2 separate regions of the Homo sapiens genome follow, and region 2 is linked to region 1. A link is an interaction called in ENCODE POLR2A ChIA-PET data of the cell type or tissue named here. Cell type or tissue: MCF 10A. All regions are shown on one strand. Each heading gives the region's core, and the rest is flanking DNA. Links, peaks and the distances in the headings are about the cores only. Region 1 overlaps TMPRSS12 (transmembrane serine protease 12). Region 2 has its middle 9.8 kb from the start of TMT1A.

What was found. Peaks named below come from ENCODE experiments on the same cell type or tissue, not always from the same donor. Only the 100,000 strongest peaks of a DNase experiment are listed, where the experiment ranks them.
Region 2: POLR2A ChIA-PET joins it to region 1 with 5 read pairs; 6 of 35 experiments call an interaction of 5 or more read pairs at or near these places.

Annotation. Positions count from the first base shown.
Region 1 is chr12:50,860,994-50,863,911 of GRCh38, forward strand. All of the region lies in intron 3 of TMPRSS12 (transmembrane serine protease 12), which reads left to right. Among named protein-coding and RNA genes, the nearest start is that of TMPRSS12, 20 kb to the left of the region's middle. In MCF 10A, for the core only: no CTCF peak of the experiment used is centred there; a DNase peak (open chromatin) is centred at 1,498.
Region 2 is chr12:50,913,711-50,916,628 of GRCh38, forward strand. No RefSeq gene overlaps it. Among named protein-coding and RNA genes, the nearest start is that of TMT1A, 9.8 kb to the right of the region's middle. In MCF 10A, for the core only: no CTCF peak of the experiment used is centred there; no DNase peak of the experiment used is centred there.

The sequences.
Region 1 (2,918 bases), core at 212-2,711:
TCGGTCTCCTGAGTAGCTGGGTTTATAGGCATGAGCACCATGCCTGTCCTGGGTCCTGTTTTAAATATACTGCTTTATCTTATGCCCCCAATATTCCTAAAAGGGAGTTAATGTTATTTTTACCCCATTTAACAGACCAGTAATTGAGAATCTTAGAGGTTAAGAAGTTGGAACTCAAATCCAAGTCCCAAGTCTTTTATTCTAAAGCCTGAATATTTAATAACTATATTAAACTGCTCTTGAGGGAATCATTGTCCTGTTAGGAATATATGAGGTTAAGTACTAAGACTTCTTTTTTCTTCCTATTCCCCACAGGCCCTAGCCATTTAAATATTTGTGGATTATTTAGCTAGGATGTAGATAAATGTACGAAAGACCTGTGAATTATTATTTTTCTTTTTTTTTTTTCCATCTGTGAATACTTTTTAAAGAAGATAAGGAAAGCAACATGGTGTAGGGAAAGGAACATGGGCTTTAGATTCACGGACTTAATTCTGAATCCCAGCCTGCTGCTCTGTGCTAGCTGAATGACCATGGGCATGTTATTGACTCTTTAATAATAATTAGAACAATAATAGAAGCAACTACCGTTTGTTTAGGGCCCAGTACTTAATAAAATGCTAAGCATTGCAATGCATTATCTCATTTAATACCCCCAGCAACACTACAGAAAATACTATAAAATGAATGAGTAAAATAAAGCTTAAAGAGGTTAAATAAGTTGCTTAAACTAATAAAATAACTAAACGATGAAGTCAGAATTCAAGCCCAGTTCTGCCTGTTGCAAATCTCATGTATTTCCACTGTATTATTAATATATCTTTTTTTTTTTTTTGAGAGGGAGTCTTGCTCTGTCTCCAGGCTGGAGTGCAGTGGCGCAATCTCGGCTCATTGCAACCTTTGCCTCTTGGGTTCAAGTGATTCCTCTGCCTCAGCCTCCCCAGTAGCTGGGACTACGGGCACGTGCCACCACACTCGGCTAATTTTTTGTATTTTAGTAGAGACGGGGTTTCACCATGTTGGCCAGGATGGTCTTGATCTCCTGACCTCGTGATCCACCTGCCTCGGCCTCCCAAAGTGCTGGGATTACAGGCGTGAGCCAGGTGCACCCGGCCTAATATATCATCTTTCACAATGTCATACAGTTTCATGATCTTTAAAGTGAGAGCAATGATACCCATCAGAGAGTTGTTTTGAGAATTAAATTAGTTCTCCAGCAACATGGTAGTTTACATGTACATACCAAGCTCCCCACTGAAAACTATTAAAGAGGGAGAATACATAGGTTAAGGACTCGGTGTGACGATAGAAACTTAGACAGGGAACTGGAACACGGAAGTTGACTTTGATCTTGAGGGTATTCGCCAAAATGTTAACTTTTAATATTGACTTCAGTGGTTTCATAGGCCTTGGAAGGAAATGGTTAAAGAATAAAACTTGTCCAAGTTGGGAAGTAGGGAAGACACTCCCATAAAGCTGGAGTCTGTCCCATGGCTATACTTTAAAAATGAGTCACACTCATGACCCAGCATATAATTTTTTTTTTTTTAAAGACAGAGTCTTGCTCTGTCACCCAGGCTGGAAGGTGGTGATGCGATCTCAGCTCACTGCATCTTCCGCCTCCTGGATTCAAACAATTCTTGTGCCTCAGCGTCTCCAGTAGCTGGGATTACAGAGGTGTACCACCACGCCCAGTTAATTTTTGTATTTTTAGTAGAGATGGAATTTCGCCATGTTGGCCAGGCTGGTCTCAAAACTCCTGGCCTCAAGTCATCTGCCCACCTTGGCCTCCCAAAGTGCTAGGACTACAGGCGTGAGCCCCTGCACCCGCCTTGTTCTTATATATATAGTATACTTCAAATGTGATCTAGGTAGGTTAAAAAAAAAAGGAGGGAAAAATACACATGGCTACATTAATCAAAAGAAAGCTGGATTACACGTGTAATCCTAGCACTTTGAGGGGCTGAGGTGGGAGGACTGCTTGAGGCCAGGAGTTCGAGACCAGCCTGAGCAACATAGGGAGACCTCGTCGCTAAAAAAATTAGCCAGGTATGGTAGTGCATGTCTATAGTCCCAGCTATGTGGGAGGATCACTTGAGCCCAGGAGTTCGAGGTTATGGTGAGCTATGATAGCACCACTGCACTCCAGCCTGGGTAACAGAGAAAGACCCTGTATCCAGACAAAAAAAGGAAGCTGGAATGGAAAAAAGAGAAAGTAGGAATGGCTATATAAATATCAGATAAAGTAGACTTACAGCAGAGAAGATTACAAGGATGGTGAGAGACATTACATAATAATAAAAGGCCCTCAGTCCACCAAGAAGACATAGCAATGCTAAACGTGTGTACACCAAAAAACAGACATATGGTTTCTTAAAAACATACATGTGAACATACACTTACCATATGACCCAGCAATTGTACCCCTAGATATTTATCCCAGAGAAATACAAATGTCCACACACAAAAAAACTATTTACAGATGTTCATGAAAGCTTTATTTTAAAAGCCAAAAACTAAAAACAACCAAAATGTCCTTCAATAGGAGAATGCTTAAATAAACTAGTATAGCCTTACCATAGAATATAACTAAGCAGTTAAAAGGTATGAACGATTGATAGATGCAACAAGTTAGATGGACAAGGGCATTATGTTGAGTGAAAAGAAGCCAATTTTAAAATGTCATATATGATTCCAAGTATATAACAATGAAATGACAAAATTATGCAGACAGAGAATAGATTAGTAGTTGCTAGGGTTAAGAAGGTTAGGTAGCATGAAGGAGATTTTTGTCCTGATGGAATAACTCTATGCCCTGTTTTTTTGTGGTGGTTTCATGAATCTACACACACATTGTATTAATGTCAGTCTCCAGATTTTGATACTGTATTTCAGTGACAGAGATGTAACCATTGTAG
Region 2 (2,918 bases), core at 191-2,690, 53 kb after region 1:
ACGTTCAACAAAGAAATAAAAACAAAAAAAGAAAACCTATAGCTGAAGAAAAATGTAATAGAGATCTTCAACAGCAGACTCAAACAAGCAGAAGAACCTATGAACCCTAAGACAAGTCATTTGAAATTAAACAATCAGAGGAAAAAGAAATAAAAAAACAAAAGAGTGAAGAAAGTCTATGAAACATTTGGCTATCAAGTGAACCAATATACAAATTATAGAGGTACCAGGAGAAGAGATAGAGAAAATGGTAGAAAGTCTACTTAAAGAAATAATGGCTGAAAACTTCCCAAATTTAGGGAGAAATGGACATCTAGATACAGGAAGCCAAAGCTTCCCAAAAAGGTTCAATTAAAAGAGGTCTATGCCAGGTAAGGTGGCTCATGCCTGTAATCCCAACACTTTGGGAGTCCAAGGTGGGCAGATCATAAGGTCAGGAGTTTAAGACCAGCCTGGCCAGCATGGTGAAACCTCATCTCTACTAAAAATACAAAAAATTAGCTGCACATGGTGGCAAGCACCTGTGGTCTCAGCTACTTGGGAGGCTGAGACATGAGAATCACTTGAACCCAAGAAGCAGAGGTTGCAGTGAGCTGAGATCACTCCATTGCACTCCAGCCTGGGTGACAGAGTGAGATTCTGTCTCCAAAAAAAAAAATTATACCAACACACACTATAAATTGTCAAAAGTCAAAGAAAAAAAGTGAATTTTAAAAAATTTAGCTAGGCATGATGGTATATGTGCCCATAGTCTTATCTACTCAGGAGAGACTAGGGCAGTAGAATTGCTTGAGCCTGGGAGATTGAGGCTGCAGTGAGCTATGATTGTGCTTTCCCATAAAAGCCTTTGCATTTAACTGTAAAAATGGCAACCCTCTTCCAGGTCCCCTCTCCACAGCACAGAGCTTTCTTCTTTCTCTTATTAAACTTTTGCTCCAACCTCACCCTTGGTGTCTGCACTCCTTAACTTTCTTGGTGGTGAGACAAAGGACTCTAGGTACTACCTCAGGGACATTGTGATGCACCGGCAAGACTGTAACATTTTGGTTCCTTGACTGGGAGATATCAGAAGGGTGAGTAGGAGCAGATCTCCAAACTTTTTTTTTTTTTTTTTGAGACAGAATCTTGCTCTGTTGCCCAGGCTGGAGTGCAGTGGCACCATCTCAGTTCACTGCAAACTCTGCCTCCCAGGTTCACACCATTCTCCTGCCTCAGCCTCCTGGGTAGCTGGGACTACAGGCACCTCCCACCTCGCCTGGCTAATTTTTTGTATATCTAGTAGAGACAGGGTTTCACCGTGTTAGCCACAATGGTCTCAATCTCCTGACCTCATGATCCGCCCGCCTCAGCCTCCCAAAGTGCTAGGATTACAGGCGTGAGCCACCATGCCCTGCCACCTCCAAACTCTTTACTTTCATTTCTGAAGCTGCTTCTCAGTTTTTTTTTTTTTTTTTTTTTTTTTTCCCCCTGAAGACCAAACAAGACACTGGGCCCCTGCCAGCCAGTTAAAAGATTTTAGAGTGGCTGTCAGCCTTACAAGACTCAGGGGACAGGTTTGCTGGAGAGTCAATCCTGCATTGCCATCAGGTGGTGGGAATGTTGGCTCTGTTCTAATCTAGTTTCCTTTCACAGAGGACCTAGCCATCGCATGGGGCTAGAAGGAGGTCCTGGGGCAACTGAGGGTTTCTGGCTGAGGCTACTCCTTGGTGTTACCTGAAGAGCCCCTAGAATAACTTCAGCTTCTGAGAGCCCATCAATGGTGTCCACACCAGGACTTCCAGACTTTTCTATAGCATTTTCTTCCTTTCTTTTTCGTGGCTATCATGTCTCCTATCCTTTCTTTGTATGCTATGTTAAGGGAGTTTTTACAGCCTAGGCAGATAATCTTCTTGGGTAAAGTTAGTGAGTGCCTTAGTAACCAGGAATGTAACTTTAAAAATTGCTGCTTCTCTGATTTCCTTGAGATGGGGGGATTTCAAGATTTCAGTCTAAACTTTCACCTAGTGAGGGCCTTTTTGACCCCCAGTGATAGGCATTCATAGCACTATATGGGAGGATATTCCACCCTAAGTAAACACCCTCCTCTCCATTTGGGTTTTCTAAGAGCTCAGCATTGACAAACGAATTTTCTTCTGCTGGGTGGCATACTATGGGGGTAGCCTATTAAGACCCAGACCTCTCTTTCTAACCTCTGCCTAAAAAGAATTTGGAGTCAGAGTTTTTACCTAACATTTCAAACCCTACAACACCACCAAATGGGATGGGATTTTTCATGGGGAGTCTTGTCAGTTCTTTGCCCAAAATCTCTAGTTCCCCAATTCCTTTCATTGTTATATCCCTCTCTCAGTGCTCAGGCCCCATGCCCTATTTGTAGATAGTAAAACTCCCCTTTCAACATGTGGGAGGAAGCCACCCTGGTGAGACAGATTTTAGCCTCAGTGCTATCCCCATCAGATATTCTTACATTCTTTTGAGGCATCTGTTCTGCATCCAGCTATGTTGGCATCCAAGAAAGGAAGGGATCTTATGTTTAAAAGTCAATTGGTCCCATTCTCTAGGAATTCATTACTTTGCCTGGGCAGTAATAAGGAGATATAAGGGTAGGGTTAAACCACTCACTCCATTAAAGGGTCTTGCCCAAATTCAACTACTGCATAATCTCTCCCGGGCCCCTAGGGTACTTCTGGAAGCCTTATAGGCCAAGTGGGTCTAAGAAACCAGCAGGGTGGAGAGCTAGGGCCTCACTCAGATAAACATGACTCTTCCTGCTGACTAGCTTCTCCAGATCCATTGGTGAAGGTCATGCTTGCATCCATGGGTGGCACCTGTGATGTTCGCTGGGACCCAGAGGAGATGGGAGGAAAGAGAAGGGGGATACCCCTTCTATCTTTCTCTCCACACTGGGTCGCTCTGAAAGG